Regions from separate parts of the Homo sapiens genome. Here all the other regions are linked to region 1. Evidence: chromatin loops called from intact Hi-C (ENCODE). Cell type or tissue: dorsolateral prefrontal cortex. All regions are shown on one strand. Each heading gives the region's core, and the rest is flanking DNA. Links, peaks and the distances in the headings are about the cores only. Region 1 overlaps CFAP43 (cilia and flagella associated protein 43). Region 2 overlaps SFR1 (SWI5 dependent homologous recombination repair protein 1). Region 3 overlaps CFAP43 (cilia and flagella associated protein 43). Region 4 holds the start of MIR936 (microRNA 936).

What was found. Hi-C counts contacts between places; a loop is a spot of excess contacts. Peaks named below come from ENCODE experiments on the same cell type or tissue, not always from the same donor. Only the 100,000 strongest peaks of a DNase experiment are listed, where the experiment ranks them.
Region 2: a loop joins it to region 1, with 4 times the contacts of the local background. A loop is called at or near these places in 17 of 110 quality-filtered maps.
Region 3: it touches region 1 in a loop (3-fold over the local background); 7 of 110 quality-filtered maps call a loop at or near these places.
Region 4: it touches region 1 in a loop (5-fold over the local background); 78 of 110 quality-filtered maps call a loop at or near these places.

The regions. Positions count from the first base shown.
Region 1 is chr10:104,205,997-104,213,727 of GRCh38, forward strand. CFAP43 (cilia and flagella associated protein 43) reads right to left here. Exons shown (of 38, transcript NM_025145.7): 5 at 6,011-6,161; 6 at 1,669-1,828; 7 at 1-34. Among named protein-coding and RNA genes, the nearest start is that of MIR609, 9.0 kb to the right of the region's middle. In dorsolateral prefrontal cortex, for the core only: CTCF peaks have their summits at 3,788 and 3,990; a DNase peak (open chromatin) is centred at 3,805.
Region 2 is chr10:104,125,088-104,132,818 of GRCh38, forward strand. SFR1 (SWI5 dependent homologous recombination repair protein 1) reads left to right here. Exons shown (of 4, transcript NM_001002759.2): 4 at 426-1,296. The coding sequence ends at 617. It overlaps CFAP43 (cilia and flagella associated protein 43), which reads right to left. Exons shown (of 38, transcript NM_025145.7): 36 at 7,029-7,109; 37 at 6,244-6,397; 38 at 4,801-5,218. The coding sequence ends at 5,052. Among named protein-coding and RNA genes, the nearest start is that of SFR1, 6.8 kb to the left of the region's middle. In dorsolateral prefrontal cortex, for the core only: a CTCF peak has its summit at 2,545; no DNase peak of the experiment used is centred there; H3K27ac peaks cover 1,056 bases.
Region 3 is chr10:104,142,578-104,150,308 of GRCh38, forward strand. It overlaps CFAP43 (cilia and flagella associated protein 43), which reads right to left. Exons shown (of 38, transcript NM_025145.7): 29 at 5,314-5,421; 30 at 3,686-3,772; 31 at 2,899-2,987; 32 at 849-1,062. Among named protein-coding and RNA genes, the nearest start is that of SFR1, 24 kb to the left of the region's middle. RefSeq lists an enhancer at 4,214-4,745. In dorsolateral prefrontal cortex, for the core only: no CTCF peak of the experiment used is centred there; a DNase peak (open chromatin) is centred at 4,494; H3K27ac peaks cover 4,514 bases.
Region 4 is chr10:104,041,800-104,049,530 of GRCh38, forward strand. It overlaps COL17A1 (collagen type XVII alpha 1 chain), which reads right to left. Exons shown (of 56, transcript NM_000494.4): 29 at 7,610-7,672; 30 at 6,270-6,305; 31 at 5,940-6,011; 32 at 4,948-4,974; 33 at 3,959-3,994; 34 at 2,026-2,061; 35 at 1,702-1,782; 36 at 621-656. MIR936 (microRNA 936) reads right to left here and starts at 6,387; the gene lies at 6,290-6,387. In dorsolateral prefrontal cortex, for the core only: a CTCF peak has its summit at 3,844 (motif pointing right); a DNase peak (open chromatin) is centred at 3,842; H3K27ac peaks cover 416 bases.

The DNA of each region.
Region 1 (7,731 bases), core at 915-5,914:
ACCAAGGTTACTGGACTGATAAAATTTCTTCTGTCTTCTGGAAAAGAAAAACAAGGTAAAGCAGGTGACGTAATTAAAAGTACAATGTAACAATGAATAATAAAAGCTACTTTTACTGATGTAAATCTTATAAGTTGTTTTTGAATTCTCTATCATCAGATCTATGTAACTAACATAGATGCTAGATTAGAGAGAGGAGCAAGGCTGGAGGGTATAGTAGGAGTAAAGGGAAGAGAGAAAGGGAGTTGGGAGGGAAGTGAAACCTCATGGCCTCAGTTTTACAGGGAAAGTGAGTCAGAGAATAGGAAAAAAGGCAGATGAGGGACAATGCAATGGGGAAAACTTGCTGGAGGGGGTGGTATTTGAGCTGGGCATTGGCAGATTCAGAGACAGTAAGTGCCAAGGGAATGGGCTAGAGGCATGTCTGTGAAATGGTGAAAATAAATGACTGGCTCAGAAAACTCATACCAGGGCATAGTTGGAAATAATATTAATGGAGTAGGTAGGATCAGATTAGGGAGAGCGTGAAATCAAGGCAGAGCAGTTCTTGAGCTGGGTGTTAAAAGTGGCCTTCAAAGAGGCAATTTGACAGAGATAAACTGCATAGATTGGGTCAGATGTAGATTAAGGTCAGTGAAGTCCATCCTAAAGTTGTTACAGAAATCAAGGTGTGAAATAGTAAGAGCAATTGAAATAGAGAGTGCTTTGGACAGGTTTGAGGAGCTTGTCTTGGCAAGGCCCCCTCCTCCCAGGGTCTACATCTACTGCTCAATGAGTGGACAGTGGCTCCTGTGGCCCAGGCCCAACCATGGCCACAGCTGATAGGGTCAGGAATAGACACTATATCTAGGGCAGAATAGATCAGGTTATCTTTCAAATTCTAGCTGAGCAATATGGCAGGGTGTGGTGGCTCCTGCCTGTAATCCCAGCACTTTGGGAGGCCAAGGCAGGCAGATCACTTGAGGTCAGGAGTTCAAGATCAGCCGGGCCAACATGACGAAACCCCATCTCTACTAAAAATACAAAAATTAGCCAGGCGTGGTAGTGTGTGCCTATAATTCCAGGTACCTGGGAGGCTGAGACACGAGATCGCTTGAACCCAGGAGGCGGAGGTTGCAGTGAGCCAAGATTGCACCACTGCATCCTAGCCTGGGTGACAGAATGAGACTCTGTCTAAAAAAAAACCAAAAAAACAACACCTCTAACCGAGCAATAGAAAGGTAATTTTCAAGATGGCTTTTGGGCTTAACAGATGATCAGCCTGGAGAAAAGGGTTGGGGTGGGGGCAGGAAAGGGTATGATTAGCAGACTAAGCAGAATGGGCATATGTATAGAAAAGGATACAGCACAGTAGCCAAGAACTTGGACTCTGAGGTATTATTGCCTGGGTTCAGGTGTCAGCTCCACAGTTTACGTGGACTGGGCCATGTTTCCTAACATATCTCTTCTGTATCGTGGAGATTAAGGTGTCTCTCCTCATAATGTTGTTCTGAGGATTACATGAAATATGCATATAAAGTGATGGTAGAATGCCAACAGCACAGTAACAGCCAGAGGATTAAGAAGAAGGAGGATTCAAAGATGTCTCCAAGAAAGAGAAAAATAGGGAAAACCAAAAAAACCAACACCCATGGCTATACAGGAATATGAAGTAGGACAGTTTCTTACCCAATGGCGATTCCTCTTCTATCTTATTAAGTACAGTCACTTGCAAGGTGTCTCCATTAATCATTAAAAGATGACCCTCTTCACAGCCAATGTACAAGTCACTTGTTGGAGTCCAGCAATGCATAGTCGGGTGAAGCAAAGGATATAGATCATCTTTCGGCTTCAGGGAGAGAATAAAACCTTGTGTTAAGAAAACAATCACGGCTAAAAGCCTGAGAAATACTCACCAGAACAACTGACAAAAAGGAACCATACTTAACCCCATAGACGCAGAAAACATAGGAACATTGAGCATTCATCATAATAATTTTTTTTAAGGACAGACTGACTTTAATTTATTATTTGTACCTTTCATGCCCTCATAGCCTTAGATAGTTAGAAAATAAATAGTTGGGTAACAATCTGGTCACCCAGTGGATCAAGAAAAAGGCAAACCACCTTTCCCACTCCAAAAAATTAAACTGCTGCTGAATAGTGACACTTCTGTGGTGTCTGATTGAGATTTGACTCATAAGGAAGAGAGTTATTCACCGTTATCACCATTATTGAAAAGTTTCCTGAGTTTTTTTTATGACATCTAACCTTAAACTATAAATCACAAAGACAGACTTAACTGAAATGACAATAGGATCAAAATCTTAAACAAAACAACAACAAAACACCATGTCTCTCATTTGCACAATACCAGTGAATCTGTGTGTATAAAACAAAATGTGAAGATTAAAATTTGAAATTTTCTGGCCTTGGTATGTTAAACTAGTATTGTATGTGGCTTTTTTTTCTTTAAGACAAACCTGGGCTTGTCTTCCTATTACTTTTTCATCAATAAATATATTTGATGACATTTAAAAATGAATGTGAGTATATGGATTATGTAAGCAGAAACAATAGTTTATAATTCTGAGATATTTAAAAATAAAGGGTACCAGTAGTGTTTAGAAATGTTTGTTGATAATATCATCTCCTTTTTCAGTCCTCTAGAATCAGAAATCATTTTGATCACATGATGACAAAACATGAAAAATTGCAGTCCAATTTAATCCTGCTTTAGAAAATGTAAAAATCCATATATATTTCAAAATATTTGAGTCTCTAAAAGAGATTCCTATTTAGCAACATCTGTTTGAAAAAATTAAAAAGGTAGATGGAAAATAGAAATTAGACACTTGAGATTAAGTTCATGATCTTGGATCCAATTTCTGCCCAGATAACATCTGCCTTTGATTTCCCCCATGCTACGACTTAAAACTGGATACATTTCTAACGCCCTAAATAAGTTGTGTAATGTGACTCAGGGCTATTTAAAGTCCTGTAATGTACCCTTCTGGCATTAGCTATGAATAGATAATGGGATTATTTGATGTTTGTAATTTTTTAAAAGTCCACAACTTATCCATTTTTAAGACCTTATACAGATCGAGTCATTATTGATTCCCTTGCCATTGGTACCCAGGTCACAAGAAATGACATTGAAGGAGGGAATAGAATCAAGACATTTGAGATCTATTTTTGGTTATGCTTTCACTCATTGTACAGACATTAATTAATGTTTTAAACATTTTCCTCACTTTATTTTGCTACAAAATGAAAAAGTAAACTACTGGGAAAATGTCTAACTTAAATACAAAATATATGGCTTTATTAATAATCCATGAATGATTTAGGGTTGTCAAACTATAATATTACATTTCTGCTTTCAGAAAAATTTAAAATACACTGAGTGCACAAGTCCTAGGAAATAAAGATGTCTGCCCAGACAATATATCCACATAGCAAAACTGCAGGCGTACCCCTTAAATTTATACAAATAAAAAAGGTTTTAAAATAAAGATGTCTATTATGAGCATTTTAAAATAATAACTCCACATTTGAGTATTTAAAGAAGGCATTTCATAGCATTTCTCAAATGACAAGGACAATTGCCTGAATTTTAAATGTTTTATGCAGAGTTCGTTATGTTTGTACAAAATGTGAAATATAAGGGCTCCTACACATATTTTCTGCCCAGAAAAACCCAATTTGAGAGAGTAGAAATTTAGGGGCTCTGGCACCAAATACTAAACATAGAAAAATTTGAGTTGCAAACCTTGATGGCTGATCTCTTTGTTCTTCCTTTGCTGCCCCACTGTGGCTGAATGCAGTTATATCTCCAAGGCTGAGACCTGTGCTATAAAAGGAACTACAGTATCCACAGGGGATGGGTTCCAGGACCCCCCACTGATACCAAAATCTGTGGATGCTCCAGTTCCTTACATAAAATGGCATAGTATTTCCATATAACCTACATACATCCCCCTGTAAATTTTTTCTTTATTTTTAATTATTTTATTTTATTTTTTCTCCCATATACTTTTAAGTCATCTCTAGGTTACTTATAATACCTAATACAATGTAAATGTTTTATAAATAGTTGTTATACTATATTGTTTAGGAAATAACGAGAAGAAATAAAAGTGTGTATATATTCAGTACAGATGCAACCATACAACTTTTTTCTGAATATTTTTGATCTGCAGTGGGTTGAATACACAGAAGTGGAACCCACGAATGCAGGAGATTGACTATAATCTCTTTCCATAATTTAAAAAGGTGAATCATTGACATTCATTAGAGGAAATATTAAGGGCATGTAACCCTTTCTCTTGCTTGCCACAGAGATTTTTGAATGAACTAATCTTCACACTGAATTATTTTTATTTTAGTTTAGCTTAGTTTAGTTTTTGAGACGGAGTCTCGCTGTCACCCAGGCTGGAGTGCAATGGTGCAATCTTGGCTCACTGCAACCTCCGCCTCCCGGCTTCAAGTGATTCTCCCACCTCAGCCTCCCGAGTAGCTGGGATTGCAGGCATCTGCCATCATGCCCAGCTAATTTTTAACACAAGGGTAAAGCATAGCAGGTTCAAGAGGGCCAAAAAAGTGGAGCTTCTCCCTTCATCCCAAAGGTCTTGCAGGTGCTGCCCTCTGTTCCCTGCCTGTCTCTTGAATAGCACCCCACACCTCACTTCCACTTCATTTATCATGCTCCAGCCATATGCATCTTTTCTCAGTTCCTTACACATACCAAGTTCTCTTTTTCCCTTAGGGCCTTGCACATGCAGGTCCTTCCACGTGAAACACTCTTTTTTTTTTTTTTTTTTTTTTTTTGAGACGGAGTCTCGCTCTGTCGCCCAGGCTGGAGTGCAGTGGCGTGATCTCGACTCACTGCAAGTTCTGCCTCCCGGGTTCTCACCATTCTCCTGCCTCAGCCTCCCAAGTAGCTGGGATTACAGGCGTCCGCCACCATGCCCGGCTAATTTTTTTGTATTTTTAGTAGAGACGGGGTTTCACTGTGTTAACCAGGATGATCTCGATCTCCTGACCTCGTGATCCACCCGTCTCGGCCTCCCAAAGGAAACACTCTTTATCCTGCTTGTAACATGAGTAATGCCTCCTTGTCCTTCAAATCTTAGCTTAAGTGTCATCTCCCCAGAGGCCTTCCTTAACCAGCCCATCCCATCCTTGCTGCCCTGTCTCCATTTATTCTGTTGTAATAATTACCACATTTTGTAATGATTCAATATATCATTGCAAAATGTGATAATTATTACAAAAGAACAATACTCTTTACTTTTGTTGTTGTAGTTCTGTCTCCCTGACAAGAATGTAAGCTCCATGAGAATTACATGGAGCCTGCTTGGCCACCATGCGAATCCCATTGCTTAAAACAGTGTCTGCTCCATAGAAGAAACTTGATAAATCTCTGTTGAATGAATGAATGAATGAATGGGTGTGTAACACCTGGCAAACTCCCTTTTGAAACTTTCTTCTGCTGTTTCCTACGGCCTTGTTCCTCCCTCCCGGGTTTGCTCCTACTTCTGTGACTGCGCCTTCTCAGAATTCCTTTCGCCCCTGAGTTCAGCAGTCAGCTGGCTCTGGCTCTCTTTTCTTCCCTTGCACCCTTTCTCTCTTTGCTCATCACATCCCCTCAGTGCTCCCACCGTCCTATCTGTGAGAATGACACTGACAGTCCCACCTCTCCTCCCTAACACTAGGTCCACTTTCCCAACTTCTGCCCAGCATCTCCACCTAGGTGTCTTCCCTGCACCCCAAATTGAGTATGCCCAAAATGGAAATCACACCTGGGCCCCCTGTCTCTGTTAGCAATGCCGTCATCATCCCAGTCATCCAAACTCAAAACTCCAGAGTCTTCATCTCTCACAGTCTCTGTGGCTAATCTATATTAAAAACCAAGATGATCCTCTGTATCCTGCATTTCTCAAGGGATGGTTATGCCAATCAAATGAGATCAGGCTTCCTAGACCTCAACCCATTAGGCAAACAGGAAGAGGTGCCAGGTAATTACCCGGAAAGTCTCTGCCTCTTTGCCTACCAGCCCGGCAATGGCTGACAGTGGCAGCACGGGACCATAGATGAGATCTTTCGGCAACGACTGGGGGAAAACGACATCCGTTTCATTAAAAAATGACCCATCTTCTAGAGGTAATTTCACCGACCTGTAGACAAAAGAGGCATCAGAACAATGAGATGAACAGAAACTTCTTATTGATGCAACCACTGCATATCAGTTTAAGTGAGGTGGGGAGGTATTATAACTTGCAAAAATCAAATAAGAAGATAAAAGCCAAATGATAGATTTAAAAATATATAACAGGTTGTAAAAAGACAAGTTACACAGTTTTAAATTAAGTACTGAGGGATTATAAAAATTTTTGAAAGTTAATATCTAAAGCAGGAGTTGTAAATTTGAATACTGGATGAGGGTCGGGCAGGTGATATGTGACTGGTGAGGACAGTGGAAAATGGGAAAATATTTGTCCCTCCTCAAGGTGGCAGGGACCACTCAGTTCAAGCCAAGAGGGTTGTTGACATGTGAGAATTTTGATTCCAAAATTTCAAGAGAATACTATAACCTGGATATTTATGAGAAATCTCTTAAACTTTAAATGTTGGCAACTAATTCAAATGAAAAACACTGTAGACTAAAATAAATATATATTTAAACATATATTCAGGCTGTATTCAGCTACTTTTATAATCTCTGATATTGAGTTCATTTTCAAATTTATCATATATCTACTTTTAATTTATAATATGGTTATAAAGGTTAATTTAGAGAATTTGTGGTTTCATGCATTAAATTCAAAACTTCCTTGCCTAGATTTTATAAATGATAAACAATTTTGAAAAACAATCACATAAAAACAGCACCTACTACTCAAATGTAAGGCTGAAGTGTGTTTGAATCCTGCTTGCTTTGTGAACTAGGACAATCCACTCGTTTTATCTCCCATTTTATTTGCTTACAGAAAAGTCACAACTCAGTATTCAGAACTTGAGTAGAACGTTTGAGGGAGGCAAAGGGAGAAAAGGGTGTGATAAATTACTTGCCTGCCCTCACAAGGATCTGATAGAGATATCACCCACTTTTATTAAAAGGTGCAGTGTTGTCAACTCTCACTAGAGACAGATTTGGCTATTCAATGGGTTACTGTGAAAAAGAAGTTGAGACATAAAGAGCACTGAGCAGAAAGGCTTCTCTTAAGGCTCTCCATTTCAAAAGCTTTATTTACTAGCTTTAGATTCTCTTAAGGCGATTTATCAAAATTGCAATTTCAAGGGAATACTTTTGAGATCTCTTAAAAATCAAGAGATCCAACATCTCTTCAACTTTGACTTCATGGAGTACACTGAAAATGGTCAGCTCAGTAGCACCTTGAGTCTCCGAGCTCTTTCTCAACAAAAGCACCCATTATCACCACGGCATTTGTCACAGAATTTCTCTTTGACCCAGTTCTATTTAAACAGGTAACTCCCATGGCTCCACTATACACAACTACCCTTTTGCTTGCGGATAATGTGTCTGAATGTATAATCTGCATATTTTTTTTTTTAGATGGAATCTTGCTCTGTCCCTAGGCTGGAGTGTAGTGGCACGATCTCGGCTCACTGCAACCTCCACCTCTTGGGTTCAAGTGATTCTCCTGTCTCAGCCTCCCGAGTAGCTGGGACTACAAGCATGCGCCACCATGCCCGGCTAATTTTTTGTATTTTTAGTAGAGACGG
Region 2 (7,731 bases), core at 1-5,000, 82 kb before region 1:
CCACCATCCCCAGCCTAAAAAAATATTTTTAACTTGAATATTGTAATTTTAAAGAGCAGTTTTAGGTTCATAGCAACATTTAGTGGAAAGCATAGTGTCATTTTTTAAAAAGTACAGTTGTAATACAGTAGATTTTTCCCTGTATTATTGCTTCTTGACATAGTTTTGGCCCTATTTAATGATTTGATTTTTCCCTTATCATAAAGATGGCCCAGAGCTTAAGCCAACAAAATAGCCATAGAACTCAAGTTGAGTGACATTGTAACCATTCTACATATGACCATCCTACTTTTTCCTAGATAGAAGTCCCATTCATCCCTGTGTATGTTAGCCTTTAAACCTGCACATCCACTAATTTAACAACTTTAATTAAGTTGAACTAGCATGACTAGTTATTGACATACATGTTTTTTTTTCTGTTTCAGAATGATCTGTCTCAGTTACAGTTGTTAATAAAGAAGTGGAGAAGCTGTAGCCAGCTCTTGCTTTATGAGTTGCAGTCAGCTGTGTCTGAAGAGAACAAGAAACTAAGCCTTACTCAATTGATAGACCACTATGGGTTAGATGATAAATTACTACACTATAACAGAAGTGAAGAAGAATTTATAGATGTTTAATTCCTGATTTTTGCTCCAGAATATCTTTGAGAATGACAACTTAATTAAAAGATACTTAGGCACTTTTTTTTTTTTTTTGAGACTGAGTTTCGCTCTTGTCATCCTGGCTGGAGTGTGATGGTGCGATCTTGACTCACTGCAACCTCTGCCTCTCGGGTTCCAGCAATTCTCCTGCCTCAGCCTCCCGAGTAGCTGAGATTACAGGCGCCCGCCACCATGCCCGGCTAATTTTTGCATTTTTAGTAGAGACTGGGTTTCACCACGTTGGCCAGGCTGGTCTCGAACTCCTGACCTCAGGTGATCCACCGCCTAGGCCTCCCAAAACCATTAGGGCTCAGAGGAAGGTATCCCAATGAATATCAATTAAGGGCACTTTAATATATAAATTATAAACTAAGTTCTAAAAGGAAAATTAGTATTTTGGATAGATTTGTCAAAACGACATTTAAGTCATGTTTAAAAAGTCATTTGGGCAGTTCTGGAAACTAGTTTTAATACATTTGTTTTTTATGACAAAAAGTTTTATTTTAAATGTTAAAAATTGTCCAATCTGGTGAATGTCTAACCCTAAAGTTTAAAAATTTCTGCCTCCTAAGTTTATGTACCTTGTTTCCATCCATTTACCACATATTTCCATCTGATAGTCTAGCAGGTAATTAAACTTATATGTCCAAAACCATATTCTTCCCTGTCTCTTCAAATGTGTTTTGCATATTCATCATTTAGTGAAACAACCATCTATTTCTTCTTCTTTTTTTTTTTGAGACAGAGTTTTGCTCTTGTTGCCCAGGCTGGAGTGCAATGGCACGATCTTGGCTCACCGCAACTTCCGCCTCTGAGGTTTAAGTGATTCTACTGCCTCAGCCTCCCGAGTAGCTGGGATTACAGGCATGAGCCACCACCCTGGCTAATTTTGTATTTTTAGTAGAGACGGGGTTTCTCCATGTTGGTTAGGCTGGTCTTGAACTCCTGACTTCAGGTGATCTGCCCGCCTCAGCCTCCCAAAGTGCTGGGATTACAGGCATGAGCCACCACACCCGGCTAAACCATCTACTTCTTATAAAACTACATTTCCTTATCTCCCACCCACATGAAGGTATCATGGCATATAAGGTTCTTCGCATTTGTTTGCCTTTCTAGCTTCATCTGTGAAATGGGTTAAATTTAGATTGGTTATTCTATTTATGAACCCACCTCCACAGGTTGGGTTTCTGCTGCCAAATTATACAGTTGTACCTATCATTTTGGCCATATATGGAGATAGGACCCAAACTGGGCCAGTCTCTGAAAATTTGGAATTTAGCTCAGGAAAAGAAAGCCCATCTCTTTTTGTGACTGCAGCTGTTGTATATATACCTGGAAGCAGCAGAGCTGACATGCTTAAGGGCAGTGAGTGTGCTTACCGAGAAAGGCAGAGGTGATAGGAGAGAATTTTATGGATCAGTGGCTTCCTGGTTTTAGTTGCTAGTCATTCTTAAGAGCTTTCTGGATTTCTGCTTTTGGGTCCTTTTAAGTGTTAAAACAGCTTTACTTAGCTTTTTCAAAAGCACTTCCCTACTAGTTTAGCACTCCTCTGAACCCCCCTCAAGTACATCCCACTTTCAGTCCAGTCCCTCCACATAATCTAACCAGTGTTGAATGGTTGGCACAGCAGGAGACGCCAGGGCCCTGCTTTTGTGTCCATTCTAATTGTTAGTGCCATGCCAGTAAACTCTTACCCTGCCCACATACACAAATTCCTGTGCCGCTGGCCTTTATGAATCTGAGGAGACTGGCCCAGACATCATATGAGCTGCCTCTAGCACTGGGATTCCTAGATGGGCACCCCTGTGGACTTCTACTGTTCTAGTGCTTATCAGCCAGCCTCTTATCACTGCTTGCTGCCAACCAGGGGCCTAAATGTGGCAGGGGAAATGTTGCCCCTTGTGGTGGTGCTGGCATTTTGTAGGTCATTATGGTATTTCTCCAGATCTCAGAGGCTGCAGCTGCCCACTGCTGACAGGCACATCACCTGGAGCCACCCATATATATACACTTGGGGGAAATACAGCATCAGCGAGACTCTGGTTCTGGGAAAGCTTAGGGGCATGGTAATGGGGATTTCCAGGGCATTGACTGGGTGCTGAGGTTCCAACAGCACAGCAGCTGCTCTGTTGGATTTAATGGGATGCTTTTATTAAAAACCACTGACTATGACAGCTTTACTTATAAAAATGAGAGCTAATACAACATAGCACTTGTTTTTAATTTTAAAAAACTAGAATATTCCAGTTTTAAAGAAGAAGAAATATAAGATAGTTATTTCAAAATTAAGAGGTTATTTAAAACTCCAATGGCAGAGCCAAGATTTGAAGCCCAGGAATAGATCCTATAATTTTAATTCCTATGCATAAAGCCATACTGTGTCTGATCCAGTTAATTATATCACTAGTTGATAATATAAATAATATTTTAAAGGACTATAAAATATGAATATATTTGCTGTTCAGCAGAAGCTGAGAGGAGTCAATACCATGAACAGTATTAAGAGAGGAGTTACTGTGCATGACCCACATGTCCTTCCAAAGCCCCAAAACCAGAAGGTATCTCCCGTTGAAAGGGCTTCTGGAATAGGGCTTGATGGCAAGAGGTGCCCACTAAGCCCCACTCCATCCATGCCTCAAAGTAAGGCAGTCAAGCAAGGAACATTGCCAGAGTCAACAAAGGTTGATGACTAAGAAATAGAAATGATGCCGGCTGCTTTGTTAAGACCTGGGAATCCACAGAGCATTATCTAGTGAAATTTGTGGCACTACTAGCAAATGGAGTCTCCAGACAGCTAACTTAGGTGAAAATGGAGTTTGTGTCACCAGAAAAGATTGTAAAAAAAATCAAGTCTAGTACATCTATGGTTGACTCAAACCAACAGGACAGAGAACTTCTGGCAATACCATCTTAAGTATAAAGTATTTGCACCCCTACCCTGGGGTCTGTCCCCACAACTCTCATCTCAGGGATAATTTTGAAGGACCCCAGATGTAGGAAATGGTACCCATGGGCACTTCCCTACTGAATACGCCAAACTGACTACTTCATGAGTCCGTCTAGTACAAAGGAGGGGAATCATCAAAGTGTTGGTCCTATCATTTCCCTTACCATCCCCATCCAGCACAGATCACTATGTGGGTGATCAATTACATCTTCTAAAGATTTATTTTGCTAAACAGAAGATTTTATAGTAGCTCTCTTGCTTTATCTACATCAGTGTATATTGGATATGGTACTGAGGATTAAACTTAACGTTGAGTTCATAAATTGCAGAACAGTGAGACAGTGACATCACTTGGAGATTGTGGTCCATGATCCCTGTGGACAGCAGTCCACAGGTTATGGAAGGGCAAAGCAGTTTTATGGCCAATTATTCATCTCATTATATAATTATCACCATCTAAAAGTGATAAACTACTTCATGGAAATAAGAAAGTATTTTTCTGTTGGTTAAACCCTATTGGGTAAAGCACAAAATTGAATTTTCTATTACAACATAAAAGAAATGTAGATTATGTCTCTAAAGTATGTTGTAATTTTCTTCTGAGATGGAGTCTCGCTCTGTTGCCCAGGCTGGAGTGCAGTGGCACATTCTCGGCTCACTGCAACCTCCACCTCCTGGGTTCACACCATTCTGCTGCCTCAGCCTCCCCAGTAGCTGGGACTACAGGCGCCTGCCACCACCCACCACGCCCGGCTAATTTATTTTTATTTTTATTTTTTATTTTTAGTAGAGATGGGGTTTCACCATGTTAGTCAAGATCTCCTGACCTCGTGATCCACATGCCTCGGCCTCCCAAAGTGCTGGGATTACAGGCGTGAGCCACCGTGTCTGGCCAAAATATGTTGTAATTTACAAATGATACAAGGCTTGGAAAAAGCTCTAACAATTTGTCTTGTTCTCATTGGTGCAGCAGAGAATAATCTAAATACTCTCGTAATTTTTTTCTGATTATGAAAGAAATGCTTACTGAAGAAAATGAGAAACAGAAGAGCATAAAGATAAAAATTACCCATAATCTCATAACTTTTCTGACAGTTTCATAAAATTAGAAATGCTAGTTTGGCAAAGAATTTCTTTTTAAGACTTTCTATACCATAACTATGAAAATATCTTTGATCCAACTCAGATTAAATGAGTAAAATAGATCTTGAATACTTTCTGACTTCAAGTCTTGTTTATTCTTGAATAAAAACAGCAATTCATGGTATTTTACACATTTATTCATGCAGGACAAAAATTTGTATACAATTAAGGCTAAAATTAAACAATTTTTTATCTAAAACATGCAACTCAGAGGACATGCTACTTCAATTTCCCAGTAAGAAAGAAAAGGAAATCATTTTACCCAAATGAAATGATTTTTTAAATGATTGATTTGGCCTTGTGTTTTCCTGCCAGCGTTTTTACATTTGAACAAGAGCAGGAAATGTTTTCATTCTTAATCTTTCAACTTCAGTCTGTAGTATTGAAATCTGTTCAGCTTGTTGTTTTGAAATATTTGTTAACTTCTGCTGTTGCATCATGTTTTCATACCGTTCTTTGACAATCTTTTCACAAGTCAGTTTAGACCCTATCCCAAAAATGAATAAAGGAATTCGATTATTTATCAATACTTTCAAATACAGAAGCAGCACTCAGAATCATACATGTGGAAGAAATGCTGGTAGCAAAAAGGCATATGCACTTGTATGTTTACAGCAGCACTATCACAAAAGCAAAGACATGGAGTCACCCTAGGTGCCCCATCAACAGTGGACTGGATAAAGAAAATGTGGTACATATACACCATGGGACACTACACAGCCATAAAAAAAAGAATGAAATAATGTCCTTTGCAGCAACATGGATGTAGCTGGAAGCCATTATCCTAAGCAAATTAACACAGGAACAGAAAACCAAATACCACATGTTCTCACTTATAAATGGGAGCTAAACAGTGGATACTCATGGACATAAAGATGGTAACAGGGAACACTTGGAGGCCAGGTGTGGTGGCTCACACCTGTAATCCCAGCACTTTGGTTAGCTGAGGTGGGCGGATCTCTTGAGCTCAGGAGTTCGAGGCCAGCCTGGCCAACATGGCAAAACCTACTCTCTACAAAACATACAAAAATTAGCCGGGCATGGTGGTTCCTGCCTGTGGTCCCAGGCACTTGAGGGGGCTGAGGTGGGAGGATCAATTGAGCCCAGGAGGTGGAGGTTGCATTGAGCCAAGATCATACCACTGCACTGCAGCTTGGGCAACAGAGGGACACCCTGTCTCAAAAAAAAAAAAAAAAAAAAAAAGAAAAGAAACACTGGGGACTACTAGAGGGAGGAGGCAGGGAGGGAGGAAGGGCTGAAAAATTATGGGGTACTATGCTCAGTACCTGTGTGACGGAATCATTCCGTACCCCAAACCTCAGCATCACACAATATACCTAAGTAACAAACTTGTACATGTACTCCCTGAATCTAAAATAAAAGTTGAAATTATTTTAAACAATGTATTTTTAAAGAAATGCTGATAGCTTTTTAACTGTTGTATACATTTTAGGATTACTGATTACTTTTAAAGAAACCTACAGTTGGTTAAAGAAAAAAAAGCATGCTTACCCATTGCATTACAGATGTCTTTTCTCTCTGAGACAGCTACCAACTCTTCTCGTAGATTGCAGCTTAGGGCATAATTTGCTATATCTTTTTGATTGCTGAACTTTCCAAGTTTTTTGAGTAGTTTCTTGCAGTTTTCCACATTCTTTTTGTGCATCTGAAATTTTTGTTCCCATGACACCCCACAAAATTAATTTTGAAAAATGTAATTTATCCTATAAAGACATTATTCTTATATTTTAAATACATTATCATCATTAAGATAACATCTTACCGCCATATCTGTAGTGCCTGGCATAGTAGGCACTCGAGTTATTTGTTGAAAGGTAGAATGGTATGTTAATAACAAATTTTAGAAAAAACATTTTGTATATTCTTAAACTGAGAGAATATTTTAAAAGCTTGAGATTGCTTTGTTTCTAATATATGCTACATAATAAAAACTGACCATTTTTATTCAGTGATGATTAAATAAAACCTTTCCAATGCCAAGGAAAGACTACCAACACTCCTATTACATAAATCCTAACCTAATGTAAAATAGAAAATCCACTTACACTCAGATATGTCCCCAGGGGTTAATTCTAATATTAAAGGAAGTGCTTAATTTTATTTCATTAGTTGCGGTTGCAAAGATACTACTTAGGGACTTTTAATTACCTCATGAATACTAGTAAATAACCAAGATTTTATTAGGGTCTAGGTAAATTCATGATTTGAAACACTATTACTTTGCTCAAATGATTTACAACTGTTAGGATATAATAACCAACGTCTTTGAGACTTACCTTATCTAAAACAGCAATGGTTTGTTCCATTATTCCAATCTGAATACTAATCAGAGCCTCATAGTTTGGTTCATTTAGGTACTTTGAGATTAAAAAAAAACATGTAAGGATATTTTTCTCTCTTTCAATAGATGACTTTATAAAGGTTGTTTTAGCTTTGAAAGTTACTGTTTTTCATAACAAATATCTATGCAAGTTAAGATTGATTTGGCTTGGCCAGGCGTGGTGGCATACGCTTGTAATCCCAGCACTTTGGGAGGCTGAGGCAGGTGGATCACCTGAGGTCAGGAGTTCAAGACCAGCCTGACTAACATGGTAAAACCTTGTCTCTACTAAAAAATACAAAAAATTAGTTGGGCGTGGTGGCACATGCCTGTAATCCCAGCTGCTCCGGGAGGGTGAGGCAGGAGAATTGCTTGAACCCAGGAGGTGGAGGTTGTAGTGAGCGGATATCACACCATTGCACTCCACCTGGGCAAAAAGAGCAAAACCCCATCTCAAAAAAAACAAAAAAAGATTGATTTGGCTTTTGTGCCATAATATTTCCCTGTATTTAGCCATCAATACATTCATGTACACTAATTATTACATCAAAGCACCAATTATTACAAATGCCTACTTTATTTTCTCATTCATTAATTCATTTATTCAACTCACCAAACATTTAAGTGTTGTTCCACTTGAGTCCCACATTAACAAAGTC
Region 3 (7,731 bases), core at 1,694-6,693, 63 kb before region 1:
TCAAATTTGCTTCTTGGTGAAAATCAAGTATGCAGGCAACTATAAATTCTTTTATATCTTATTTTTAAAATTTGTTCTCATCACTTTAAGTGAAATTATAGAATCCTAGGTACTTTAACAAAAATATGCCAGCCTGATGCATGTGGGCATTAAATTTAGGGAATTTGGGGTAGTGGTCAAGAAGCAACAAGAGGAAGGATTCTCTTCCCAAATAAAGACCCTCTTAAATTTTTACTCGTTGCCACATTCTAGCAAAACTATAAAGTTGGTTCTGCTGAGCCAAATATAATTCTAATCTATGCAAAATGAGATAACCTACAACAGTGCTGTCCAAGAAAAATATAACGTGAGCCATAAATGTGAGTCACATATGTAATTTTAAATTCTGTAGTAGCCGCATTATAAAAAGTGAAATCAAAGAAATGAACTTAATTTTACTAATATATTTTAATTAAATGTATCCAGAATATTATCACTTCAACCTATAATCAATATAAAAATATTAATGAGACATATTTCTTTTTGTTCATACTAAGCCTTCTAATGTGTATGTTTTCCACTTACAGCACATCTCAGTTAGGACTGGCAATATTTATTTCAAATGCATAATAACCACTTGTGGCTAATGGACACTATTTTGAACGGCACCAGTCTAAAAGCAACAGGCCTACACTTAGCCTTCAATAGCACCAGGGTTAATATAGTATTTCATTATCTTATTACTATGACCAAATACTACCCTAGCAGGGAAACCTAAATAATTAGCTTTTTTGGTTACACTGACCAATGTAAACTATGTATTTGATATTAGTACACTAAAAATTAAATTAAGTTAAAATAGTATATACTTTCTGTTCATTTTCCACTTTTGCTCGTCTTGTCATGCAGAAATGATTCCAGACCAAAGGGTCCAAGCCTTCTGGCATGTTACTAATATTGTCCAACTCATCCATAGCTTTCATTAACTGGGCAAAGGCATCCTTATTCAACTTGCCAGATCCTGGTAGTTCTCCGAAAGGGACAACGCTGGTTGTTTCTGAGTGCGTTTTCTGTTTGGAAATCCTGGTATTACCAAGAAAAGCCCATCAACATTTCACATTCTCATAAAAACATCAATGTGAAACAATTAGGCCCTTAGCACAGGCATAACACATTGTATGGCTCTTCCCTTTGCCATGTGATGGCTGGTAGGTGGGTTATTCCACAGATAAAGGGATCCACTTTGCCCTTCTTCCATACTCTCCAGGTTCTCAGACGTGACCTTGGCTAGACTACAGATGTCTCCAACTATTGTCAGCACTGACAGACAATTGTGTCTGTGCTAGGACACATTTCCTTTCTGTATACTGTAAGCAGGCAAATAAATCAACCCATCGTTTCACCTCAGCCTCCCAAAGTGTTGGGAGTACAGTGGTGAGCCACCACCTGGCCAATTCTGTTTTTATCTACATTAATAGATTAGTTTCATTTCCCTGTGCTTCAGCTGGAAAGGGAAGAAGGGTACAAAGATTTGGGCGAGGCACTCACTATCAAGATGCTTTACAGTACACTGTGAGGTTGAAACTATATTATCATCCCCATTCTCTAGATGAGGAAAGTCAGCCTGGGAGAGAAGCTCATGGCCCAAGGCTATCAGTCTGACAGGTGTTGAAGTTAGGATTTAAAGTTGATTCTGTTTGACAAGAAAGCTTGTGCTTTTCCCACTGCTGCGGGAGGTCTCACTTCTTTTTCCACAAGGAGAAGGTATGTAATTGGGCTAATTATCACTCACTCTTTTAAAAATAGGAAAACCGCCGGGCGAGATGGCTCACACCTATAATCCCAACACTTTGGGAGGTTGAGATGGGTGGATCACGAGGTCAGGAGATCGAGATCATCCTGCTCAACATGGTGAAACTCCGTCTCTACTAAAAATACAAAAATTAGCTGGGCGTGGTGGCATGTGCCTGTAGTCCCAGCTACTTGGCAGGCTGAGGCAGGAGAAACGCTTGAACCCGGGAGGCGGAGGTTGCAGTGAGCAGAGATCGTGCCACTGCACTCCAGCCTGGGTGACAGACAGAGACTCCGTCTCAAAAAAAAAGGAAAACCAAAACAAGAGGCATGTTCTAGGTTAAATTCCCTAGGTTGCCTATAACCTGTCAGAGTTTGTATCTCAAACACAAACTAGCTGACTACATCTTTGTGACAAACTCCTTGATTTCTAGATTACATTTGATTGAAAACTGGAAATCTGCATTTATAATGGTGGAAATCAGTGATACTTTCTTAGAACTCTTTTCAAATGGTTATTTTCTACCATTTATACTGGCATCTTTCAAACTTTAGGCACAAGCACATGAGATACTCTGAGGAAAAGCAATTTGTGGTCAAATAAGTTTGGAAAACGCTGCTTACTCTGTTTCTTACACTTGGAGATCCAAAGGCCAATAATACATTCTGCAGTAAAAGAAAAGCTGCTTAACTTCCTTTTTTTAACCCAGTATTTTCCCCAAACTTAGTTAGTCCTGGAAGCCTATTACAAGTAGTTCCGATTTATACATCAGGGAACTTGTGTTTGTTTGAACGCACTTTAGAAAAAACTGTTTTTAAATCTGTGTGCCATCTATGATGTAAGAGGAACTTCCTTAATGTACAAAGCAGAATCTACAATAGTACCGTGCTTACACAGATCCTTAACTATTTTTAAATAATGAAAATAAATCATTATTCTCTACCTTAAGATATAGACATAATCTCAAAAAATACTGAATTAGGATCAAAACCCTTAAACATCTCCACCTAAAAGATATTACACTGAATAATTCCATTTAATTGGGAGAAAAAAGCTGAAATCTAGTAACACTCCTCTTTATTTGCAAACTTTTTTCTCAGAAACACAATAGTGAAGGAGAAACAAACCTTGGTCGGCGTTTAAAAAGTTTGTAGAGTATATCCACTTGATGACCAGGAATTTCAGAAAATTCCTTTTTAAAGCTGCGATCCATAACCTAAGGACAAACATGACATTTGAGGACTGCAACTTGGTTTGGAAACCTTTTATTTGTTGACAATACTCTTCAAAATACAGGTGGTAGCACTTTGGTTTTAAAAATGCATGAAACCTTGATTTACAAAGTTGTTAGACATTAACCATTCTCTGTGCAATGATGTCTCAAAGATTTGTTTTGATAAGAAGCATCTAAGTGTATTAAAAATATTATTTCATATAACAGGTCTTAGAAATCATCCAGAAGTTTCCCAAAGAAGTGTCCCAAAATATATTTACCCAAAAAACATGAATGTTACTCTATTCTTTTCTTTTCTATTCCATTCTGTTCCATCTGTCTTCTTTATGCTATTCTATCCTATTCTTTTCCATTATAAAACTGCTGGTCATAACCTACTAAATTGATTTCATGGCCAAGTAATGGGGTCTGCAACCTAAAGTTTGAAAAGCCTTAAAGGCTAGATGATTTCCCTGTATTTTGTATAACAGAAAGCTTAAACCAGAGAAGCTTATAAAAATTCATTTTACACATGGATTTTCAAAAATATACAATGGCATAGAATGAAGTTCACCCATAGCTGAGAATTAAGTGGGAGAAAAATCTGTGAGAAAATTATATTATATCCCCTTTAACCTTCCTCCAATCCAGGCAGCAACAACTCTACTGCATTGTTGAGTGGGTAAGACAACAACTCTCACTTTGTCTTCTGCCAGTAAGTTGTCATAGTGCTCCTTGCACACATCCAGGTCTTCTCTAGATTTCCGAACAGCTTCTGAAGTCTGGCTCTATAACAGCATCAGGAATAGTTGATTGAAACTGGAGACTTTCCAGCATAAACAAAAATATTGGGGATACTAAAAAGAGCAAGGAATTTCCTAGTACAAGAGAAATATGTCTGTGAAGTATTTATTCATGAAGATAAGATTTATAGAAGAAAATACACCAATTGGGGACTTTGAAAGAACACCCAATCACCTGTTTCTAAGTACAGCCAACTCTGTGTATGAGTGTGTGAGTGTCTATGGAGCACACTGCATTCTTGGTAAGTCAGTGTGGAGGATGAAAGTGCACAGGCTTCGGAATCACATGGACCTGGGTTCTGAGAGACTGGATATACATGCAAACAAGGGCCAGACCATATGTAACAACAGAATTCTGACCCACAACCTCTACAATCATCAGCTGGGAAACTAAACCACAGCCTTTTTAAGGATTGGCCTCAAACTTTCAGGGCTTGATCATTACCACCAGCTTCTATAATTTTGTCCCCATTTCCAACCTAGGACCATCCAGAGAAAGCCAAATATGTTCCCTAAACCAGTAAAATGAGTTGTCCCGCTTCTAATTGGTTTGCCTCTAGCTTCCTCATGCCAACAACTTCCAATGATGTTGCATCTGAAGCCCTCTCTTCTTTGCACTATAAAGCTTTCCTACTCCTTTCCTGCCTTTGAGTCTGCCAAAAGTAACTGATGGTGGATGAGTCCCTTGCTGTGCCAAGCTCTGAATAAACAGCATCTGCTCATTTGCATTTGGATGTTCTTCACTTATTCCCACAGTTCCAGCTGCTGCTCTATTACACACTAGTGGCTGACTTAGGCATGCTACCCAGACTCTCTGAGATGGTATCCTCATCTGTGAAAGAAATCTAGTATGCTGCAGGGTTGCTATATGTAAAGTTGTATTTAGAAGAAGCTTTGCATATGCTGTTTAATAGGCTCTTAGAAAAAAGTTCATGTCATTTTTAAGTCACACATTCATAAATGCTCTTTACTAATACTACTAACAAAAGCTGACATTTGTAGAAACATTATGTGATAAACATTTTGTATTCATTGTCTTTTTAATGAACCATATCTATCCAAGCTCATATTTAGAGTTTTTCATAATACGGCAGTTTTTCATTCTATACGCAAGCCCATTGCTTACATCTTAGTAAATCTTAGCGTGTCCAGAGAGAAAAACATTCCCTAGGTAAGAGCTTGCAAATAGCTTAAAAGGTTATATGCCTTGTCCTAGGTCCCACAGCCAGTGCTTTCAACCATGAAGCTATATGGCCTCATTTTATAAACCATGTCATATGAAAGCTACACAGTTCTTTTGGCTAAATGATTGCAGATGCAGAATCACCTAACTTTATTAACAGATTGGAATGGTTACTTTCACCTGGCCCTGGAGCAAAGTTCCAGACAGGGAGCCAAGGGATGCACATGGTTATGTAGGAATGGTGCAAGGAAGGAAGGAAGGGTCTAGACACGTGAGCTCTTGCTAAATGAGGGGCATGTCTATCAGAAAATGCTTGTATTCAGATTTCAGACACTATTCTTACTTTCTCGTGCTGTTTCCTTGTAAGGTAGTTGTTCAGGAATTTTTCTCTAGAGCTTAATTCTTCATCCAACAATAAAGAAAATGCAAGGTTACTTATTTTCAGTTCCTCCTGTAGAAATATTTAAGAAAAAGGTTGGTGGAATTACTTCCACCTGAGACAATATTTTCTATAGACTTGGCACTAATCAAGCAAGTTTATGACATACACATAAACTTTAAAATGTAAGAGAAACATTTTAAAGAAAAAGGGAATACAGCTTATTGAAATAACTTCAGTTATTTTACCTTTTTCATAATTTCATTGTAAGGTAAATCACATATACAAAAAATACATAACATGAATATATAATTTAATGGGTTATTATAAAGGCAAACACTCTTGTTAGCACCACTTATCGCAAGAAACAGAACTTTACGACTGCAGTTGCTTCTTCCAGGAGTCCTCATCAAAATCTCAACCCCAGTACTAAACACTATCTTGACTTTTTATTATATATTGTGTTTCTTTGTAGTTTTATTACCCAGGGGTGTATAATGCTGTAGTTTGGATATTTGCCCCATCCAAACTGCATGTTGAAACGTGATCCCTGGTGCTGTAGGTGGGGCCTCATGGGAGGTGTTTGGGTCATGGGTATGGGTCCCTCATGAATAGATCAATTCCCTCCCTCAGGGGTGAGTGAGTTTATACTCTATTAGTTCCCCTGAGTGCTGATTGTTAAAGAGAGGATGGCACTCCCCTGCACCCTCTCTTGCCTCCTCTCTGACCATGTGATTTCTGCACACCCCAGCTCCCCTTCACCTGGCATAAATGGAAGCGGCCTGAGGCCCACATCAGATGCCCAATCTTGAACCTTCTAGACAGCAGAATTATGAGTCAGATAAACCTCTTTTCTTTATAAATTATGCAGCCTCAGGTATTATTTATAGCAACACAAAACAGACTAAGACAGAAACCTAGCCACTTCAGTATAACTTATTCATAATTTTTTTTCATGTCTTTTAAATCTCTTTTTACTACCTGGATGATGAAATAATCTGTACAACAAACTCCTGTGACATGAGTTTACCTACGTAACAAACCTATACATGTACCTCTGAACTTAAAGGTTAAAAATAAAATAAATCTCTTATACTCTTCACGTTCCCTTTCATTTCTTTTCCTCATAATTTATTTGTAGTTATCAGCAGTCTCTGTAGCATTGCAGAGTCTGGTTTTAATGCCTGTATATTCATGGTGTAGTTTATCAAGGCTTCATCCTTTTTATTTCTTGAAAAATGGCAGCTGGGTCCAGAAGCCTGATTAAATCTAAATTTGATCCTTTTAACAAGACTATAGGTGGTATTGTGTTCTTTGATCAGGAGACATATATCATCTGATTGTCTTTCTTTCTGTGATGTCAGCAGCTGCAGATACTCAACGCCCGGGTCCATTAATCCGTTGAGAGATGCAAAATGGTGAAAATCTGGTTTTAGTTTCCCTTTTCACTTATTAATTGAAATACTTTTATAAAGAGATGCTTCTCATCATCTACTATTTGGTTTCAAAGTGGTACACTTCAGTTCATATAGGAAAGGCAGACAAAATACTTGATGCTTTCCCTTTATCAGTTTTTAGATAATGAATTTGTTTTCATCCTCTGAAAGTGACTGATTGGCACTTCTCTTTTTAAAATATCATAAATTCATAAATTTAAACAAATGTGACGGGTTTAATTTTTTACAACTATTATCATCTTTGAATCTTAAATTGTCTCATTTAAAGGAAATGTTTTAAGTCAGCTCCTGAATTATTTTGATATTACTGAGTAGTCTGTTAGTTTCCTCATTATCTTATATGACATGAGGATCTCAGCATACCTTTAAAAAAATAACAACTTTGTTGAGATATAATTCACATACCATACAATTCACCATTTACAGTGTAAAATTCAGTGTATTTTAGTATATTTGCAGAGTTGTGTAACAATCACTACAATCAATTTTAGAACATTTCATCATTCCCCAAAAATTCTTTAGCCGTCATTTCCCATCTGCCCCTCTGTTACCTCCTAGAGGCCTCCTCCTCCCCACAAAAGCAACGACTTTCTAATTTCTGGCTTTATAAATTTGCCGTTTTAGAAACTATATGATTCCACAAAAATGGAATCATACAATATGTGGCCTTTGTTGTCTGGCTTCTTTGACTTAGCATGTTTTCAAGGTTCATCCATGTTGTACCATATATTAGCACATTCCTTTTTATTGTGGGATAATACTCCCTTGTATGGATACACCATATTTTACTCATCTGCTCTCAGCTGTTGAATATTTAGATTGTTTCCACCTTTTGGCTATGACTAATGCTGCTGTTAGGCTGGAGCATTCATTCCCAATCTTCCCCCTCACTCCCAGTATATCCATACATCCACTCCCTGCCAGG
Region 4 (7,731 bases), core at 1,300-6,299, 160 kb before region 1:
CGGTGTCAGAAAGTCTGAGTTCAAACCCCTGCTCCCACACGTCTAGCTGGTGACTTTGGGCAAGTTCTCAACCTCTTTCAGCCTCAGTTTCCTCCTCTGTAAACCAAGGTCAAAAAGATCTACATCACGGGGGTGTTGGGAAGACTCGGTGAAACACTGAAGACCAAGCTCCTAACACAGTGATAGCTCAGAGTGAGCGCTGGACCGGGTGGGCTGAAGCCTCTGCTGTTCTGCACTCCAGATGTCCAGGTGGGAGGCCCGGCAGTCTCCACCTGGGCTCCTTAAAGGACCCGGGAGTGAGTCCTCTCAGCCTGGGCCTGCAGCCGAGAACCCACAGACGGTTGTCATTGCTCTCTGGGTCAGCTGTACACTCCTGCCAGATACTCATCTTCAAGGCCAAGTCTGCCCCTGGTCCTCTTGTAATCCCAGAACTTCTCTGACAGCTGCCCCAAGCCCCAGGGAATCACCTTGCAAGACCCCGGTGAAGAGCCCTGGCCCTGTCCTCCTTTTCCAAAACACACCTTTCACGTCATCTAGAACAGAGAGGCCCATGTCCACCCTGAGAGGAAAGTCCTCCCGACTGGGCCCATCGCTTTGCATTCTTGCAGGGTGTGACATACCTTGATGTCCTGGGAGACCAGCTGGGCCGGCAGGGCCTGGAAACGGGGTTGAGGAAGAAAAGGCTAAATCATGCATGTAGGGTCATAGGAAGAACTAAAGGCATAATTCCTCCCAAGGCATGGAACAGAGACCCAAAGAGGCCACCTTGCTTATTTGAGAGCAATAAGCAATTCGAGATCAGCCCTGCGGTCCAGTTGCGTGAGAACATCTCTGACAGGCACCGGGACCCCGGGGCAGGCGGGACTGCCCCCTCTGCTGCTGTCCTGTAATGGTTAGGGACTTCTACATGCCTCTATGTACTCCTTCTCACTGGAGCTTGTCAGGAGGGAAGGCTGGTACATTCTGGCCTTGGTTGTGGTAAGTTGTGTACTTCATTTGTACATAAAAATTTAAAATAATTAAAAACACATATAACAAAATAACAGGCACTTTGGAAAGGTAGGAAACAAATTGTCCATAACTCTTCAATGTGTGGGCATTTTATTTTCTTCCAGCATTTTTTCTTTTTTGCATCTTGTATTAATACAGTTGAAACCACAGAGCAGGCATTAGTGAGTGTCCTGCTCTTTCAATAAACGTTTTATCTCCTAACAACTTTGTTCAGAAGTTTTCATATTTTTGTCACCATCCCATGTGGAGATATTTTCTTCAAATAGATACCTAGCATTTTTGTTGCCCTGGATGCAGAATATCAAATTGTTTTCCAGGAGGAAACAAAGGGCTCAAGGACTGAGTCTTCTGATTGGCCACAGGCTCTGGAGGTAGACTGATCTGGGCCAAATCCTTTGTCCTGCTGCTTATTGGCCGTGGGACCTTGGGCAAGTCATTTACCCACTCCAAGCCTCAGCCTCCCCTTCTCTAAATGCTGAGAGCACATTCACCTCCTATGCTGTGAAGTAGGATAACTGATCTACCTCATTGTCTGAGAATGCAAGAGTTTGCTTTTCTCAGGCCAAACTCCTTATTCTCTTTACCAGGTTCAGTTCCTGCCCTGGGTTTCAGGATCTGAAGAAATATGGCTAGAGTCACTACCGCCAAGACCTATTGCTGATTTGGGGCAAAGCAAGAAAATAGACTGACCTGGGGCACCTGGAGGTCCTGGGGGTCCCATGGCTCCAGGAGGTCCTGGGGGGCCTGGGACAGTGAGCATCGATGACCCCTCTGAAAACAGAAGGCACATGGAACATTGAGCCCTACTTTTCTCACTCAGAGGCGCTGGGACCCAAGCCAGGTTGTGGTGGGCAGCCTGGCATTTCTTCTTCTCATCGCTGCTAAATTTCCCTCCTCCCCCGCTACTGATCCAAAAAACTCCCAGCCACATCCTGCCCAGAACGCTGCAGAGTCAAGGTAGGTGCCCAGTATAAGAAAGACACAGAAAGGAGGGTCCCTCTAGGACCTGCCTACCCGAAGTCACGATCTTGCCTGGAGCTCCTGGTTCACCTAGGAAGAGAGGAAAAGGCTGAGAGTGGTTGTTCTGAGGATCAATTAGTGGCTCAATAAGCCATTTTCAAGGCTTCTGATTGCATTTGGGACCCACTTCTGGGCCTCTCACCATCAGGCTAAAGGCATTTTAATGAACTGAAGGAAGGCAAGCAGGATGCATTAAGCCCCAATCTTTCAGCCAGAGTCCCTGGAGGCCAGAGCATCCGTCTTCATTCAGAGAAGTGGCTTCACTTGAGGATGTGGAAAGCTTGCCTTTCAGTGAGCCCAGAATGGGGCTGACTGGAGAGTCCTTCATGCTCCCACATTCCACCACCTCTGCCTGGGAATCGCCTTAGGTGGGAAAATTACTCAAAGGTCAAAGGACAGAGGCGATGAGCCCGCCAGGTAGAGCGGGATTCCTAGAGTGCTCTGTGGGACAGTTGTAGGGGCTGTGCAGGATTAAAGGGGGGCTCTGCAGTGGGTAAGTCTAAGAAGGTCTGAGTTATATAAAGGTTAACAAGATCTCTTTTCTGCCTTGTGTCTCAGAGCATTGAAAATACAAGTGTGCGTGGAGAACTTTCGAGAAGAGGACATTCCCAAACGTATCAACTGGATGCAGTGCTGAGAACTGACAATCCACGGACTCACTTGGGGAAACCATTCTTTAGGGGCCCCTTTTTTCATTTCTCAAGTTCTGTTAGCAATTCAGTCATTCACACAATGAAAGGAGACTATTGCTCTCTCCCCTAAAGGAAAGCAGAGGGATGGTCTCTGCTCACCATCCTTCAGCCAGGGCTCATGAACAAGACGGGAGAAGCACTTGAGTTTGTTTTGTTGGGATGCAATCCAACGTTCGGTAAAATGGCCCCTCTTGTGCATGTTGTCCAGGCAGGGTCTGAACTCCCCCTTGGACTGGAAGTCACGGGCCCTCAAAAAGGGAAGGTTTCTGTTATTCTTGGGAATTCCAAAACCTATGAGACTCTTACAAAAGGTACCATCCATTCGTGAACATATCCACGGACCTAGTGTGGTCTGCCTGGGACCTATAAACTCAGTTATCATTATTTTGGAATTACATTTAGTTAGCCCTAAAGAACTCCTTGGCCCAATCAGTCATTGGAAATGATTTCTGGAAAGTGGTTATTTTAGGGTCCCACCAAGAGTGACAGTGACTGCTCATGACAGAGCACAGCTCCATAGAATGTCAAAGTTCAGGAGCGTGTTGGAATCAAAGGAACAGAAGGACAAAGACCATCCCTGAGCACTGTGGGTCCCTGAACTTGCTCGGGGTTGAGGTCTGATAGGCAGAACTGGACAAGAGGGTCACTGTGTGCATGGGCATCACCACATTGCCCCAGTCAGACCCCCGAGGATGAGCTCCCCTCTGAGTACCCGACTTGCCCTCTCAGTAGCATCTTAACACTCCTCTCTGCCTGTACTAAAGCCTCCTCTCAGGAAGGGTCTGATGTAGCCATTCACACCAAGGCTGATATGAATGATAAGGGCAAAGGTAGCTCCTGCCCCAGGGGAAAAGACTTGTTAGGAGGGGACCAAGCCTACATACCAGGGGGATGAAGCACTAATGGGGGCATTTAGAGGCAAAACAGGGCACAGAAAGGCTTTGGGGAGGGCAGTGCCCTTCTAGAACCTCCTGTAACAGTGGCCTGGAGACATCCAAGTATGAAAGCAAGGCTCAGGTTTGTGGGGTGGGGAGGTGTTTGGGGAGGGGTGGGGCTTGAGGACTGGGCTTGGTTCACAAATCCCTGGGCTCCCAGCCTCATAGCCCTCTGCTAGAACCACTAGATGCCACTGTTGATCCAGGCTCTGGCCAGAGAGAGGCCTCCTCCTGTCCATCCCTTCCTTCCACAAAAATGGCCAGTGAAAAGAAAGAAATCTCATTTGGAAATTCACTTACCTTTTATTCCTGGTCGGCCAGGGGTACCGGGAAGTCCTGATGTGATTAGAACAAGTAGTCAGGACGATGAAGGCCCAGCAATTCCAGATACCCTTGGGTGGTCACTAGTGCTCCGTCACTCAGCACAGCCACACTGCTGACTGAAACCCTGGGACGCACCAGCTTTGCCTTCCGCCTTAGTCTAGACAACCCCGGGGAGCCTCTTGCTCTGAGCCCTTGTCCCTCTTTGGGAAATGGGGCAACAGCTTGGCTTGGAGCAGGCAGAGGCCTATGGGCTCAGTTTTGGAGGGTTCCATCCCTTGGGGTTATGAGCCACCTGGAGCCTGCAGAGCAGCCTCTGTCTCCCTTCTCCCCTGCAGGGGAGGGGCTCGGCTTCCTGAGTCCAATGCAGCATCACCCTCTTGCCTTTAACTACTGAACTCCTCTGTAAGAGCATTGGAAGCATGTCCCTATGAATTCAACTGCTGGGGGGCTGCTGCCTGATTTCATTTTCAATCTTTGCCTAATTTCTTTCAGGAAATTAGGGGATGAATGTAGTGATATGGGGGCACAATGGTCCAATTACAGGACAGGCTTTAACACTGAGGCTGTCCCAGAGAAACTGGGCTTTCCCGAACAAGGATGAGCGCCCATGCCCTGTCATGCCAGTGGGGGAACTTGGGCCTCTGGACTAACAGCTCTCCTGGCTAGTGGGAGCTCAGCTATGAGCTTGGGGTTCCTCTCAGATTCCTGCACCCGAGGGGAACAGGGCACAGGCAGACAGAATTGACACACAATCTAATCTCATTTCTACTCGAATGGTGTTCTAGATTGTTCTGTGCCTATTTTTCCTTCCTAAGGTGCTTCTCACGACTCATAGTGAAAGGGAGTGTGTGCCAGGGAGTTGGTGGAGGAGAGGAAACTCTGGTGACTGCAGGAAAAGCCCTGGCCCAAGCAGTTACCCCAGGAGAAGGTGGGAGACAGCAGGTGGGAATGATCCAGCGACTCACCCTGAGGTCCCTGGGGTCCTGTGAGACCTGCAGAAAATCAGACACAAGAGGGAAGAGTTGAAGGGTGGAGGCCATCCCTGGTAGCCACACCCACACCTGCAGAAACCGGTGGACACTGCAGTGGAGGGGTCAGTGGGTACAGAAGGACACGTCTCATGCCGGGGCAGCCAGCATCCTTGGACCTCTCAGCTCTGGATGGAGAGCAGTTCTTCGGGCTTTGCAGTGAAGCGACCCACCACTTTCTCAGGCAATGGTGCTGAGCCTATCTGGGTTCACAGACCCTTTTGGAATCTGAGGAGAGCCACAAATCCGGAATGCTCAACACTCACGGATCCCAATGCTGCCCCAGGTTCCCCCTCTATGGCTCCTGTCTGGGCACCCGCCAAAGGAGGCTGAGGAGGCCCCTACTCTCAGAGGCCCCCGATGAATGCCCACCCGCCTTGACCACACAGCTTTCTTGGCTGGTTTTCATTTGTTCTTCCTGCAACCCTGAGAAGTTTGCTCTTTGCTCTCGGTGGAGACTCTAACAATGGCTTCCTCCTCGGCCTCGTGGGTGTTGGTGAGGGCCCAGTACAGGAGAGGAGGACAAGAGGAGAAGGGCTCAGAGGAGCAAGATAGCGAGGTGACCTTCAAGTCTGCAGTTTTAAGAGTGTCCTTGCCCCTTTCTAGAAATCCTTATGTTTAGCTGTTAATCCCACTCTTCTGAATTGCCAGACTTAGTTACCCAGAGGTGCCAGGGCCTACAGCCACTGCACGCAAAACAACCTAACACTATGGCAGTTCCCTGCTGAGCTGCTGGAGGAAAACGGGATAAGGCACACATGGGTGCATTTGTAAACACCTGCATGCACACACACAACCATGCACATATACACCCCTTCCCCCACAACCTGCACACCTGCACATGCACACGCACACACATGCCTACATCCACACACACAAAGCACACACACACTAAGCAGGGCCATGGCTCCCTCTTCCTGCTCTGTTACCTGGCTTTCCTGGGTCTCCAGAAGGTCCTGGTGGGCCACGGATTCCAGGCATCCCAGTAAGACCTTGTTCACCTAGAGAGAGAATGGCCAACGTGGAAGTGTTTACATTTAGGAAAGCTAAACTGGTTATCACATCTGAACTGATAGTTTCTGAGGGTTTTCCTAATTGACTTGCTGGCAGGTGGAAAGGAGAAGGGGAACAGAACTGGACACTGCACACTTCCACATGCTATATGCTCCTCTGCACTATGGTTAAGGGGACTGAGGGCTGCATGCTGGAACAGGGGCTGTGACGGGAGTGAGGCTGGGGGCAGCAGATGAGTGACCAACCTCTTGGGCCTTGGTGTCCGTCTGGGCCAGCAGGACCTGGTAAAGTAGAAGCAAGGTCTCTCAGTTGCTCCTGGAGTGATTTCTGCGATTCCTCCCTCTACTGTCCCAGTGGCCTTGAAGCACATTGTGTCCCAGGAGCCCACGCAGCCATCAGCCACGGGACAGCCCTGTCTGTCACACTCTCTGGATACGGTACTCCCACTGCCCCTTCTCCTAAACCAGCAATTGTCTCTTTTCCTGTTGAGAATTGTTCAGTGCCTTCCCATTGCATCTCAAGCGCCTCGATGCTCAATGCTTGTCGCGTTTACTTGAGGGCCTAGAAGTCAAGGTCCTCCATGTTCTTGTCTCCTCTGCTCTAGGCATTATTGTAACCTCTCTCCAAAATGGTGGCCTTCTGGGACCATATCTTGCTCTTTCCCATTTCTTTGTCTTTCCCTGCTCGTGCTGTCATCCCTGCATGGAATTTTCCAGACTGGTCATGCTTAAAATCTTTCCAACTTTTTGGGACCACTTGAAATGCCCCCTCCTCCGTCCTTCCTATTGGAAGAAATCTCTCCTTTGACTGTATCCTCACAGCACTCTGTACCTTGCGTGACACTTGTCACCTCATGCAAGTCTTATCTCCCCTTGAGGGAGGTAAAGCATCTCATTTGCCTAGCACAGTGTCAGCACTCACAGCTGGGGAAGTGAACGAGAGTACACATGCTGCATCTCCACAGGTAAGGCTTAAACCCTTCTTGGGTTTGATCCTCAACATGGTCTTTTTTTTTTTTGGTTTTTTTTTGAGAGATGAATTCTTGCTCTGTCACCCAGACTGTAGCGCAGTGGTGTAATCATGGCTCACTGCAGCCTCCAACTCCTGAGTTCAAGCGATCATCCTGAGTCCCAGGGATTACAGGCGTGAATCACTGCACCTGGCTACCTCTGAGATTCTTGGTCAGTTTCTGCAGCCAGGCTGACAGGCACCTCAGGTGAACAAAAGGGTAAAAACCTGGATTTGGCCATGAGACTAGCCCTGGGATTCCTGGAACACTTGAGGCTCCTAAGGACTTCAACACTGTCTTCCCCAGGGGAGTGGGGAGCTCACAGGCAGCTCTTAGGTGAATGGACCATGCCCTGCAAGGCCTCTCCCAAAGTGGAAAGAAACCCACAGAGGTACCTGCAGCTCTCTGATCCCCAGAAAGGATGCCCAGACACAGAAATGACTGGTCAAGGGAGACTCTACCAGGAGTGGGCAGATTAGAGAGTAGGAGAGGCAGCTCTAGAAGACGGATCTCTCCAGGGTCGTGGTGACCCCTCAGATGGGGAACTCACTGAATCCATTCCTTTGGAACACTTACCCATTGCTCCTTTAGCCCCGGGCTCACCAACAGCACCAGGCAAACCTCTCATGCCAGGCTCGCCTGCAAAGGACAAAGAACTAGCTGGTTGGACACTTGCAAGCTGTGTATGCTTTAACAAT